2 separate regions of the Mus musculus genome follow, and region 1 is linked to region 2. The links are chromatin contacts, found by Hi-C or POLR2A ChIA-PET in ENCODE. All regions are on one chromosome and are shown on one strand. Each heading gives the region's core, a stretch centred on a gene start or an enhancer-like site at or near the end of the contact. The rest is flanking DNA. Distances are from core to core; before and after follow the strand shown.

Region 1 (7,109 bases), core at 839-3,338, 120 kb after region 2:
AGTACTTTTTAGAAGTAAAGGGCTACAGAAAAACACAGATTGTGTTTCTTTAGAATGAAAGGAAAATGGGAGGATGCTTTTTTAAACTACATAAAACCAAGTATTTCTAAGTTGATCTCCTGATATTTCCTGAAACTACTCAGGGCTTTTCTGATTTAAGATTACACTCCTGCTGTAGTTGAGGAAAACCAAGTTAGCTGACTGAAAATTAGCAATTCTGACTTAACAACTGAAATATCACAAGTCACAAGATTGGTTTTTTTTCCCCCCTACCTGACCCTTCACCCACGTACGCGCATGCTCCATCCCTGGAGAATTTTAGTGAGTAAATAAACATGAGGAGACCATAGCCAAAAGTGGAGCACCGGCCTCTTCCAACCGACCTGATGACAGATGACGACTACTTTCATAATACTGCAGGGGAAGCTTACGGGAAGCAGGGGAAGAAATTAAGCCAGCTGGGATCTCGAAAGGAATGCTTTCAATTTGTAAAACGACAAGGGGAAAAAAAAAATCAACTGAGGCATAGAAATCCCTAGTTCCCTAACTGCCTCTGCTTTCCTGATGATCCCACACAGTACAACCCAAGTTTGAGGGGGAGGGGTCCTGACAAAAGTAACATAATACCAGAAGTCATTAGGAATCTGTTAAATTAGTGTAATTTAACTGGAATCTTTTTAACTATTAAGTATATACACTTTGTTAATGTTAAATCTCAAGGAATCTGTAACTACCTCTCAAACACAAAGGTACCTTTGATAATTTATTACAATGAAATGGTCACATGTATCTGGGATTTCAAATCCTTCCCTTTAAAACTGCCATTAAACATCATGATTTTATGCAAAATTGTTCTTTAAAACCCCCGACGACGCAGACACACACAATATACCACGATCTAAATCGCGCCCCTCTTTCTCGAACACCCTTTTAAAAAGATTGAACACCTTCAAGATGCTCCTCACCACCCCACCCCCGTCTTCAGACCCTAAAAGAAAGAAAAGCGAGTGGAGTTCCGAATGAAGAAACGAGAGAGAATAAAGGAGAATAAAACGAGAGACCCTCTTGCATTCTCTATCTCTGGAGAATTTTAGTGATCGAGTAAACATACTGAGACGGTAGCCCAAAGTGGAGCCAAGGGCTTCTTACAATACAGCCAACCTGATGATGAATGACTACTTCCATTATATTTCATTATTCTTGAAAATGCCATCTCCGTTGCCTCCCCAATCCCAAGAGCCCGACACCACCAGGGCAAAAATCTGTCCCCATCCAAAGCGCCAAAGAGTTGCCAAGTAATCCTTTCAAGGTGCCCCCCCCCACGCCCCAGCCTCCTCACCTCGTCAGCGCTCAGCTCCTCCATCGCTTTCCTCTTAATGGTGAAAGGCGTTAGAGAGATCCTTCAGTTCTTGAGACCAGGGCGGGAGCAAAGGAAGAGTGGAAGGTATCTATCGGGCTGTCTGGTCCCCCAATGGGGGAGGTTTCAGAATTGCATAGTCAGAGGTTAAAAACTAAGAACACGAGGCACTGAATCGCCTTGGCTTCGGCCGCTCGCACCGCCGCAGCCTCCTCCAGCAGCAAGCGCCCAGAGCTGCCGCCTCTGGCCACGGCCACCGCTATGGGGTCCTCTCCAGGCGCCACTGACTCCCCTCAGCTTCCCAGGTTACCCAGGGCGGGCGGCGCGGTCTCCAGCTCGGCTCGTGCCCGCTGCGCGCCGTGTCTTCGTGGCGGTGACGCGGCAGCTGCGTTTTTTTCTCCCGCAGACCCTGCTCCGGGTCCCACCCCTGGGCCCAGGCGGGAACAGCTCCACTGCACACTGGATGCCCCCGAGGCGCGGCGACCCTACAGCAGCCCAGGCAGAGCCCAGCACCGGACCGGGAAGCCCCTCCCCTCTAAAAGCAGGCCAGGCTCGCCCCGCCTCCACGCGAGAACCCCGGTGGGGGGCAGGGGAGGGACGGGACTGGCGAAGCCCTCGCTGGAAGCGTAAATCCTCCTACCCCTCCAACCCTACTCTTACCCCCTCGCCCCACCAAGAATTATTCATCAAAACAACAGGGCGGCCATCTTTGAAAGGGGTCACGTGACCCTCGCCGGGGAGGCGGGGCTTCTCGCTCTGGGATTCGCCAGCCAATAAGCAGCGGGCGTCGCGCCGCCGATTTCCTCTTCGCTTGCATCCTGTCCCCGCCCCCTGCCCCACCCCCTCTTCCCTGAGCGGCGCCAGGCGGGGGGAGGGGCGAGAGGGGCTGCTAAGAGGAGACGAGGAGGAGGCGGGGCGGACAGTCACCATGGAGACTGAGCGGAGGCGAGGGGCGCGGTGGGCGGGGCCCAGGTAGAATTGCTGAGGGCAGGATGTGCCAATCCGAATATGGCCCTTCCACGGGCTCTCCCCTGCGCCTTGGGTTTCTGCGGTGCTAGTTTGTTCCCATGTGGATCCTGCTGTGGAGTGACTTGGAAATCCTCCAGGATGCTGCAAGCCGGCTACAGACATTAGAAGAACTGAGGAATCGGAAACACATTTGCTTTCTGCAGGGAGCATTTAGCACCATCCTGCAAATACCTTGTCCCACTCTTTTCCTCCCCCAGGAAAACCCATGGAAGAAAACTAACAGGATCTTAATTTTATTTTACCTTGTTCTTTTAGAGAGGTGCTCTGCTTTAAGGGTGTAGAGACTCAAATTATTGAGAAATGTATTGAACAATGACTTAGTAACTAACCCTTTGTAATGCCAGCTCGGCCGGACAACAAAAACTTACTTTACAATCAATGTATAAATACAAATTGAAAAATCTAACAGAACCGTGAAAATCCAGATTTTGCCACAAAGTATATATCGTATGGCTTACAAAAGCCATAATCATCTCGTTCTTAATTGTTCTTGAGACAGAATCTTGCTATGTATTTCAGATAGCCCCAAATTTGAAATCCTGCCTGAACGCTGGGGTATGCACCACCATCACAGATTACCCAACTATAACATTAATGTATGTATATGTGTATACATGTATGTATTTGAAACAGGGTCTCGCTGGCCTGGAACTCACAGAGATCTGCCTGCCTCTGCCTCCCAAGTGCTAGGGTTCATTACCGGCTACTCTTAGCTGAACTATAATCTTAAACATTCCACTCCTGTTTAAAAGAGTTACAGTTGATCTTATCCAAGGGGACAAGAAGTGACTAAAATAGTTACAATTTGTTTGCTACATGCTAAAAATGGGAACATGACTATTAGATATGCAAAGAGTCTGTGAGTAAAATTAAATCGCTGCAGGCTTTTCAGGACTGCATTCTACTTTCCAGGAAATGAATTCTGTGTAAGCCATTTTGCACCCCTAGTTACACTGATGTCAATTACATTGTTTTTCTGAAAACATGATAATTGCCATGTAGCCTCAGATTAAATCACACAAGTAAAGTATACAATGGCTTTAGGGTAGTGAGAGTTCTTTAACATCATTGCTCTTTAATTTCAGAACATTTTAATCACCCACCCAGCCATCCAACACACTATAACCATTCCTCCTCATCCTGCCATTACTTCCGATAGCCGATCTGTCCTCTGGCTCCCCGGACTTACCTACTCTGCACATTTCACATCAAATAAATTGAACATTTGGTAACTACTCTTGCGGGGCCTCAACTGCACTGCTTTTTTGGGCTTCAGAAAGATAGTTTTTCCTCCTTGAGGCCTTGACGTTTGCTGTCTCCTTTGTCCCAAAGACTCTTCTCCTGGACTTTGCATGGCTTATTCCTTCTTAGTGTTTAGGTTTTAGATTTGATGTCATTTCCTCACTGCTGCATTAATTTGCTTATCAAGTATATGTATGGATATGTTCCTGTTTGTGGAGGTGTACATCTATGTATATATGTGTGTGTGTGGAGGACAGAGGACAGCCTTGGTGTCATCTCAGGAACACCATCCACCTCTATTGAAACACGGCCTCTCATTGGCCTGGAGCTCACCAGTTAGGTTGGACTGCTAGCCAGTAAGCCCTGGAGATCCTCCTGTCTCCGCCTCCCCAGCCTGGGGCTTGCAAGCCTCCAAGCCTGGCATTTTTACATAGGGTTTGGTGATAGAATTCAGGCCCTCATTCTTGCAAAGTCAGACATCAACTTGTAGAAATTGGTTCTTCCTTCCACTGTGTGGGCTTTGAGGATCAAACTCAGATCAATTGGCTTAATGGCAAGTGCCTTTACCTACCATGCTGTCTACCAGAAGAACACAGCTTTTTCCTTTGCCCAGGATTGGGGCTATAAATCAGTGGTAGAATGCTTGCCTAAGTATTTATGAAGCCCTGTAGGACAGAAAATAATAATAATAATAAATAGTCTTCCTCAGATATTGCTTATTTCTCTCAAGCCTTGTTTTAAAGATTTATTTATTTTTATGTATATGAGTACACTGTAGCTGTACAGATGGTTGTGAACCACGATGTGGTTGCAGGGATTTGAACTCAGGACCTTCTAAAGAGCAGTCAGTGCTCTTACCCGCTGAGCCATCTCACCAGCCCCTCAAGCCTTTTTGTATATGTAACTTTATTCTAGCTCTCTGTGTTTCTCCCCCCCATTGTCTGTCTGTCTGTCTGTCTGTCTGTCAGTCAGTCAGTCACAGGTAAGGTCATGACTAGTACACCTTAACTGACCAGCTCACCTGTGTCTTGTGTAGGGCTTTGCCCATAATGCTGTATGAGTGGTTCACAAATACAAGAACAGAACAGGGCTTGAGTCAGCCACACTGGCTTATATTTCCTGGGGTTAGCAACCACATGTAACCCTGTGGAGATCAGGCTGAAGCCAAGCAGGAGGAATTCAAGTAGTTAACAACACTCTAAGGCTTGAACTCCATCAGGGGTGTTACATATGGTGATGGCCAGAAATCATGACAAATTCCAAAGGCTCCCTTGTTCTTTGACAGGAATGCTGCTTCATTTTTCTGTAAGAAGATTAAAAATCTAGAAAGAAGAGCTGGAATGGTGGCTCAGTGGTTTGGAGCATTTATTACCCTTGAAGAGGACCCAGGTTCAATTCCTAGTACCCATATGCGGTGGATCACAACTGTCCACGGTTCTAGTTCTGGGAGATCTGTCACCACATTCTGACCACAGCAGGCAGCCAATATGCCTGTGGTGCACAGACAGATAGACAGACAGATATTCTCATTAACATACAAAAACACGATATGATTCTTCCCAGTCTCACGGTGAGCCAGGCAGATGGCTCAGTTGGCAAGATCACTAGACCTGCAAGCCAAGCAAGCCGAGGCCAAGCCTCAGAACCCATGGCACCACTCCTCTGTCATCCCAGAACCCATGGCACTACTCCTCTGTCATCTCAAGACTCCTGCTGTGAAGCGGGATGCAAAGACTGAAGAGTGGGCCTGAGGCTCAAGAAGCAGCCAGCCTGGAGTATGTATCACAGTAGCCAAAGAAACAAGAAAGACCCTGCCTCCTCCACAAGGTCAAAGGTGAGAACTGACTCCTGAAAGTTGTCTTCTGAGCTACACACAAACACAAGGTACACACATGGATACACACATACATATACAGAAAAAAATTTTTTTTTCAAGACAGGGTTTCTCTGTGTAGCTCTGGCTGTCTTGAAACTCCATCTGTAGATCAGACTGACCTCTAACTCAGAGGTCCAGTTGCCTCTGCCTCCCAAATGCTGGGATTAAAGGGGAGTCACCATCACCTGGCTTTAAGTAAAATAAATAAATAAATAAATTAAGAAACACTTTTTTAAATTAATTTATTTATTATATGCGTGTACACTGTAGCTATCTCCAGAAGAGGGCATCAGATTTTTGTTACAGATGGTTGTGAGTCACCATGTGGTTTCTGGGATTTGAACTCAGGACCTTTTGGAAGAGCAGTCGGTGCTCTTAACCACTGAGCCATCTCACCAGCCCTGAAACACTTTTATTTTATTTCTTCCTCCAACCTCGATCCTGTTTCTCTGTGTTCTCTTTCTCTTCTTCTCCCTAATCCCGCACCCCTTGTTTTTTTGAGACAAACTCTCAAGTAGCCCAACCTGACCTCAAACTCTGTATATATCTGAGATGAGCCTTGAACTCCTGATCTGTCTGCTTCAATCTCTCAGGTGCTGAGAGTATAGGCATACAGCATTATGCCTGGCTTTCTCTGCTCACAAACCTCTTCAGAGAGCTGTCTGTACTTGGCAATTCCGCTCCCTATCTCTCTTCCAAGTCCACTGTATCCGGAGTCTCTTCACCTCAACCAGGGGTTGCCTTTCAGCTAATTCATACATAGACAGGCCACCCAGAACCTCTATTCCATACTAAGAATTGAGCCTGTGAGACAGAGTACCGGGGGCATCAGTGTCAGAAAAGACTGGTGGTATCTAGTCTGGCATTCTCAGTTCCAATTTCCAGGGTCAATATATAGATATGAAGGAAGCTGAGGCACGTGCATACAACACGTACAGTAAAAAGAAAAAGAAAACCAATGGCTGCTGGTTTGGAAGGCATAGCTTCTAACAGATGAACACACTTAAGGAAATCTACCCAGCAATTTTCCTTGCAGCCGTGTTTTCCAATTTCAAAACACAGGAGTTTGTTTTTCTGGTTTTTCAAGACAGGGTTTCTCTGTGTAGCCTTGGCTGTCTTGGAATTCCCTCTGCAGACCAGAGATCCACCTACCTCTACCTCCTGAATGCTGGGATTAAATGTGGGTACCACCACCGCTCAGCTGGAAACTAATTTTTACAGTCCCTTAAAGATGGGAACATTTTGATCCTGCTTTCCTTTTATAGCCAAGTGGGCTGTGATGGTTTGTATCTGCTCCTCAGCCCAGGGAGTGGCATTATTTGGAGGTGTGGCCTTGCAGGCGTGGGATTTAATACCCTAGTCCTAGTTACCTGGAAGCCAGTATTCTGCTAGCAGCCTTCAGATGAAGATGCAGAGCTCTCAGCTCCACCTGCACCATGCCTGCCTGGATGCTGTCATGTTCCCTTAATCTGGTATCTTCTAGAGCAGAGGATACAGCTCTGTTCTACTTCCTGGTGTCCCTTTAACTGAACCCTTGAACCATATATTTTGTATTTTCCCTTTCTCAACTTGCTCCTGTTCATTAAAATGTTCTTCATAGGAGTG
Region 2 (7,238 bases), core at 4,124-6,623:
TGGCTTCGGTCTCCTGAGTCCTGTTCCTGTCTACACACACACAGCCATCCAGCTCATCAAATACAGAGTTTTGTATAAATTTTAAAGATCTGCTGTGTTGTTTGGTTTTGATTTTAAGAACTAGCACTTGGATTGTATAACATACATCCCAGTTAAAATAAATAGTAAAATAAGCCATTACAAGAAATTTTTGTTTATACTTTGTAATACTTACTGCCTTTGGAAAGTATTTGAGCAAAGTACTATAAGCTCCACATATAATGAGACTATTGAAATATAAGTAAACAAAAATCTTGTGTACAGAGGGATAACTAAAAATACAGCTTGCCTGGACTAATAGTTTAGTTTAGAAATTAAAGCAAAAGGAAAAAATAAATCATAGTTTTTAATGCTAAATTTTAAAGTGGGTCAGGTATTAGTGCCCAGCACTCAGGAGCTTGAGGCAGGAGGGGGGAAGCGTGGACTGCATAGACCCTGTTTGAAAAAACAAAACTCTAAAGACAGCCTAAGGGGAAGGCATTGACTCATCCTGGTACTAAATGTTTGGTAGTGGTGTACACCTTCAGTCCCAGCACTTGCAAAGCAGAGGCAGCTCTCTGTGAGTTTGAGGCCAGCCTGGTCTACATAGTGAGTTTCAGGACAGCCAGAGCGACATAGAGACTCTGTCTCAAAACAACAACCAAACGGATCTCAGGACTGGTTCAGGCTGGCATGTGTCTAGTGGCCTTCAGAAGAGTAAGGAACTTAAAACAGCAACGGTTGGTATCGTAAGAAAAGAGCTGGAGCAGCAAACCCAGACGTCACAGTGTGGGAAACGAAGAGACGAGGAGCCTTGGGGCCTCAACACGGAATGCACAAGCAAGAAGACTTCAGAAGTGAGAACTCTAAATTACCAGGGTTTAAGATCAGAAGGCAAATTCGAGATCTGAAGGCAATGACATGTTAGAAGATGTGGCACAACAGTAACCAGAAAAGAACCCAGCCAGTGCTCGAGAAGTGAAGGAATTTTAAGGGAAGGATAGTTTTTAAAGAAGTTCAGCACAGTGGTCACTAACCCAGCTCTAGTCATGGTAGGGAAGTTTAGCAGGTTTCAGTTTCTTCACATGAGAAAGAGCTATAACAGTATGTACTTGGCATGGCTGTCTATGAATTTGGTTAATAAATGTGCTTACAGAAGAGCCTCCTGATATATAGAAACTGCTTAATATGAGCACAATGCTTTTCTCCTCGTTATTGCCGCTGCTACTGTTTACGTAGATAGTCACTGACATCTGCCGAGATGATGTGAAAAACCTGTATGAGGCTAGAGCCCTCGCTCAAGAGCACATTCCCTAGCTCAGCATATGCAAAGCCCAGGGTCCAGTGCCTAGCAACACAAAGATAACAATAAAATTTGAATGTGAGGGAAAACTGAGCCAAAAGATGCCCAAGTTACCAAAGGAGAAAATGACAGAAGTATGTAACTCAATGTCAAGCTCTGTTGTAAACATGAAAATTTTAAACTGTAAAATAAAATGGAAAAGCTTTATGGGGCTGGGGATTGGGTAGAGCACTTGCCTAACAAGTCCAGTCCTCAGCCCTGCCAACCAAAAAAAGGTTTTGTATCTAAGAAATAGTTTTCGTCTTTTAGTATATGTGCTGCCAACGCACGCATAGATGTTAGTCTTTTAACCTGCACCTCGTATGCAGCCATAAACAATCATAAGACCATTAATATTATACAGCATGAGAAAGAGAAAATCACAGACGCTTCCACAGCACAAGCAGCAGTGCACTAAGTGCATCAGAGGTAAAGGGAATATGCAACTGCAATGCGAAGGGAGTCTAAGAACAAATGGTAGGCCTTACAGTATTTTGGGATGAAGACCTGAGTCTCTCTGTGGGCTGGATTGACCTCTAACCACTATGAGAACAAACCAATCACTGAGCTCTTCACAAAAACAAAACAAAACAGAACAAAACAACCTCTGGGCAGTCCAAGACCCCTTCTACAAGCTTTCTTATCACAGCCACATCTGTTTAATGTCTTCTACCCTGCACCAAAATAAAGGTTCTAGAAGTATACATATTCACTCTCTTATGGAGTTCACACGTTTACCACTATCTGTTCACACAAGGCCTCTTCCAAAGAGAACACTGTGAAACAGGAACAATACACCTTTAACTTCAGGGCACTGTGAATTCTATCACATCAGTTTACAAGACCGAAGGGATATGCTTACTCTTGGGAAAGACTTGTTACAGTGAGTAGCCTGGGAAGGGGTTTACAAACAAGGCAGCAAGGGTTCATTGTTGACCTTTATTTTGTACACAGAACAAGACCAAAACAGAAAAAAAAATAGGCTAGAAAGCTTTGGCCTTGGGAACTGTTGACAGACTTTTCTTGGGCAATAATTTATTCCCTGCACTAATTTAGTAGAAAAAAAGAAAGTGCATTCATATCTGGTTTTGAAATGGAAAAGTCTGACCTATGCCTTAGAAACTGTACTTAATTGGATAAATTCTAGAAAAATATTCAATAGTGAAGACCTATGCAAACTCAAGAAATCTGTATTTAATCGGATAAATTCTAGAAATATATTCAACAGCAAAGACCTATGCAGAGTCAAGAAATCTTTCCTCCATTTCAGATTTATAATCAGGACTAATTTGTTGTTGTTGTTGTTGTTGTTTGAGACAGGGTTTCTCTGTATAGCCCTGGCTATCCTGGAACTCACTCTGTTGACCAGGCTGGCCTCAAATTCAGAAATCTGCCTGCCGCTGCCTCCCAAGTGTTAGGATTAAAGGCGTGTGCCACCACTGCCCAGCAGGACTAATTTTTTTCAAAAGCTTAAATTATATTTAATCTCAGTTCTTTACATGTACTTAAAGCTACTCCTTATTTTGATATGGAATCATAAACAAACATTCTGTATTTTTTTAATATTAATTAATGTACTGCCAACACCACTAACTTTAGTCTTGAGAAACAGCTTAGCAGTTAAGAGCACTGTTTGCTCCTGAGGGGGACCCTGGTTCAGCTCCCAGCACCCACAGAGTGGCTCACAATCACCTGTCACTCCAAGTCCAGAGGATCCAACCCTCATCTCTCCTTGGAGGGCACCACACAAGCACACAGTGCATATACATATACATGCAAGCAAAACACTCATACACATAAAATAAACAAATTAAAAAAAAAAACAAAATTAGTGTCTGTTGAAAGTTCACTGAGATTGCCTAACGGTAAAAATTATAAAAAAAAAAAAAATAGTGTGCTGATTTTTCTTAGAAATAGAAAAACATTGGAATTTGTTTTTGTAGTTATTCTTAAGTAGACAGATAATTAAAATAGGGGGAAAAAAGAACTTACGCATTTAAAAAAGGGAGCATGGATCGTGGGAGTCTAGCTCATTAGTAGACAGCTTGTCTAACATGTCTAAGACCCGAGCTAGCGCTCCAACTCCCTCCCAAAAACAAATATATATAATAAATGAAGTTTAAATTAAAGGGCATAAAGAAGGCAGGAGTCACACCATCTCTCCAGATCCTGTGCAGGATCAAAGTCTAGGAAAACACATTTACAGGCTCTCTCTGAAGCCAGTTATTGATCATTTCTAAATCTACTTTAAAACATCAAGATGAGTAATCTTCAAAGTCTCTCCTCAAATAGAACATTAACAACTTCAATTACTTCATAATCAATATCAACTACCACGCTTCTCAAATGAGAACGCAAGCTAAAATTTGGTTATGACTAAGCCGAATCCACAAAATGCCAACCTTTAAGTCCAATATCCACTATAATATCACTTTTAAACAGTTATTCAAAGCTGAACACCACTTTTCTCTGGGTTGAGACAGGCACATCATGACACAAAGCAGCATGCTTAGTGTTGGCAGAACAGCTGCTTGGACCAGAGAGAGCTACATAAGCAAGAGATCTGTTGACAATCTAAATTAGGCTACCTCCAGATTCCACAAAGATGACAACCTGCATCCTCCGAGATACTGCTGCAAGTCTTCTCTGCTACCAGTTTATTCCACTTTCCCTAATCTCTGCACGAAGAGATACTATGCAAATCTATGCACGCCATGCAATACGCCAAGAGCCTCCAATATGGTAAAGTGGCCTTAAACATCAACAGGCCTTCGAGGGCCAAAGCAGCGGTGGATTGCGATGATAAGGACAGAAACACAGAATTTCACCCCAACAAGAATGGAATCTTCAAGCCAGTTTACCCTGAAGGCTCATATAGCAATTCACCAAAGAGAAAAAGTGATTTGGGAGCTCAATTTTGCATTTCCAGTCGGTGAGGGTTTGCGTTGCATGAACAATGACTAGCTTGCTCTGAGTGGCCTCCCAACCCCCACAACTTGGCTTCTGGTGCGGCCAGTCACCCTGAAAGCTGCCAGGGCTGTCACTCGGTGCCTACCAGCAACCGGACTTGGCTCCTAAAGGATTTGTCAGATCATCCTCCCAATATGGCTGCCAGAGTGATCCTGGTCGGCTGAACGTCGAGCCCACACCAGCCTTCCTCCCATCTGGCCAGCATCCAACAAGCCCCCTCCCTCTGCATCGCTTCCTCCGTCCAGCCCTTGCGCCCTCCGCTCTGTCGGATGCCCTTTCCTACCTTCATCGGGCTCAGGGGCATTGCCACATTCCCGGTTGGAACCCTGATGCCAACCACAATAGGGGGTGAGAGAGCAGATGAGGGGGGAGAGATCGGCTGGCTCCTCAGAGCTGCAATGTGCGCACATACGGCGGGACAGCGACCGATCTGCTGGCCCGCGGACAGAGCGGGGCCTGGCAGCCCAGGGGAAGCGGAGGGCTGGTGCAGGGCACTGCAGGGGACCGGCAGGCCGCTGGACCAAAGCCCGGCGCTCGCGGCCGGCCGGCCAGGTCTCTCCACGGAGGGCGAGGCTCCTCACCGCGGAGCCAGAGCCCCGGCCGGCCGCGCCGCTTCCTCGCTTTGCCCCCTCCAGGCCCGTCACCGGCCGGGAGTCCCTCCCGCGGGAGCGGCCCCCTACACCGGCGCCGCGGCACCACCGCCCACCTCGCCTCGGCCGCCCCACCTCAGCCTCCTCACCTCAGCCGCGCTGCGGACAGACGGGCGAGCCGGCCGAGTCAGAAGACGCCGAGGCGCGCAGGGGCGCGGGAGGCCGGGCACCGACGCACCTCAGCGCAGGCAGCGGCCGCCGCGAGCCGCAGGGCGCCGCTCCGCAGCCCCATCACGCGGCCGCCCAGCTCTGCATCGAGGATTGGCGGGAGGCCGGGGCGCGGCTGTGGATGCGGCGGAGGAACAGAGAGAAGCCCGGATCCGAGCTGTCGCCTCCCGGGACCACTGCCGTCTGACTACACCGCGACGCTGCTCGCCAAACTCCGCCCGAAGCCGCCGGCGCGGGACACCGCCCCGAGCTAGAGCGCCGAGCGTCACCTCGGCCCGCCCAGCAACCGAGACCGACGCGGAAGGTGACCAATCGCGATGAAGACCTTGAGACAGATGACCAATAGTAAAGCGTGGCTGGAAGAGGGGGCGGGAGGTGCCGGCGGAGCGACGGAGACACTCGAGCGCCCCCTGGTGGTACGGGAGCCGATGCGGGTGCGGGTGCGGGCGTGCCTGGTGGGCGAAGCCGGTGTCCAGAGTTCCCTCCCGGGTGACCCCCGGAAAGGTGTTAGTGGGTAGCAGCCGCGCCTGTGTAGCCGAATGACCCGCTTCGTAAGGGGACAAAAAGTGGCTCAGTGACCGGGCGGGACTGGACGGTCCAGATGCCATCCGGAGAGCTGGGATTATGTGGGAGCGGCCGAGTGTGGAGTCATTGTCCGTTTAGAAAAACAGCTCAAACGGTGAAGCCACCGAGCCCGGCGCGGTGGGAACGGAACCACGCTCAGGCATGAGTGTATCCAGCAGAAAGCTTCCTAGCCTATTCTTGTCGAACCCCAGCACAACACCTCCCACACGCCACCTTGGGAGAAAAGGAGGAATGAGTAATGGGAAAGCATGACTTAGTGGGCATTCAGCGTCTCCTTGGGAGATGGCGTGCTGGTGTGAGCACAGGAACAAAACGCTTTGTATCGCGCCCAGTGAATGGACTGAGCGGCCTGAGAGAGATGCCCCTAGAGGGGGTTACCAGGGCTCATAAGAACACAAAAGCTCTATGAGCCATGTTTTTTAAAAATCAGATTTAGGTTCAGCTCAAATGAAAAGCCCCACAGACGTTCATAAGCAGCTCAATTCAGTGCTTAGTAAAATATCACAATGACAACCTGCCAATCACACTGCATTTTAAGGTTAGAGGATGTGGTTTGGATTTATTAGCAGAAATTGAAAGTAAGATTTTTTTTTTTCTCTCAACCCTGACTTTAATACAGAATTACTGGGTAGAGAAAGGCCTACACACTAAAACGTGAGAATTAACTTTCTACACTAACGACTCTGGGCAATCACCATGCCACTGAAGTTCCAGACTCCCACTATTCCACATTCATTGGACACTTCTCATTGTGTTTATTTACTTGTTTGTTCTTGTTTGTTCAAGACAGAGGGTCTTGGTAGCTCAGGCTCTCCTGAAACTCACCAAGCAGACAAGGCTGTCTTGAAACCTACAGAGAGATCTGTCTACCTCTGCTTCCTGACTGCTGGGATTAAAGATCCGTACCACTAAGCCCAGCTCTCATTTTCTTTAGAATGTACACTCCACCTTCCCACAAAAGGAGTTGATGTCATTTATTCTGAAACACACACAGAATAGAATTGCTTAAAATATTAGGAGCAACGATTTGAGTGGAAGGTCAGCCTGGGCTACATAGAGAAACCCTGTCTTAAACAAACCTAGATGGCTTAGTGGGTAAAGTGCTTCCGATGAGCTGAGGATCCCAGTGCGGTGTCCAGAGCCCGTGTCCAGGTGGATGGAGAGTGCCTGATGAACACAGTCATCTTCTGACACAGACACACCTTACACCCCCACTGTACCATAACAATAAAGTTTAACAGACATCAATAAAATACCTAAAGCAAGAAGTTGGCATGGAAGTGTGGCTAAGTGGGGTGCGCTTGTTTAGCATGTGGGAAGCCCTGACTTCCGTTCTTGAAATGGAGGAGGAGGAAGAAGAGGAGGAGGAGGAAGGAAAGAGGAAGAGGAGCTGAATCATCAGGGGTAGAGAAGCGCTGATGGATTTGCACAGGAGCAAGAGCTGCTGACATGGACACACTTACGTTTCAGAAAGCCAGGAGAAAGGTCTTCAACCGTCTCGCTAT

What was found. Hi-C counts contacts between places; a loop is a spot of excess contacts on that map. ChIA-PET counts read pairs that join two places held with the same protein, here RNA polymerase II (POLR2A).
Region 1: a map of left cerebral cortex shows a loop between it and region 2 (4-fold over the local background). The contact joins the promoter of Ube4b here to the promoter of Kif1b in region 2. A Hi-C loop is called at or near these places in 1 of 37 maps with a recorded cell type or tissue (left cerebral cortex). POLR2A ChIA-PET finds 5 or more read pairs at or near these places in 1 of 5 experiments (Patski).

Annotation. Positions count from the first base shown.
Region 1 is chr4:149,424,543-149,431,651 of GRCm38, forward strand. Ube4b (ubiquitination factor E4B) reads right to left here and starts at 2,089. Exons shown (of 27, transcript NM_022022.3): 1 at 1,340-2,089. The coding sequence starts at 1,363.
Region 2 is chr4:149,302,360-149,309,597 of GRCm38, forward strand. It overlaps Kif1b (kinesin family member 1B), which reads right to left and starts at 5,374. Exons shown (of 49, transcript NM_001290995.1): 1 at 5,070-5,374.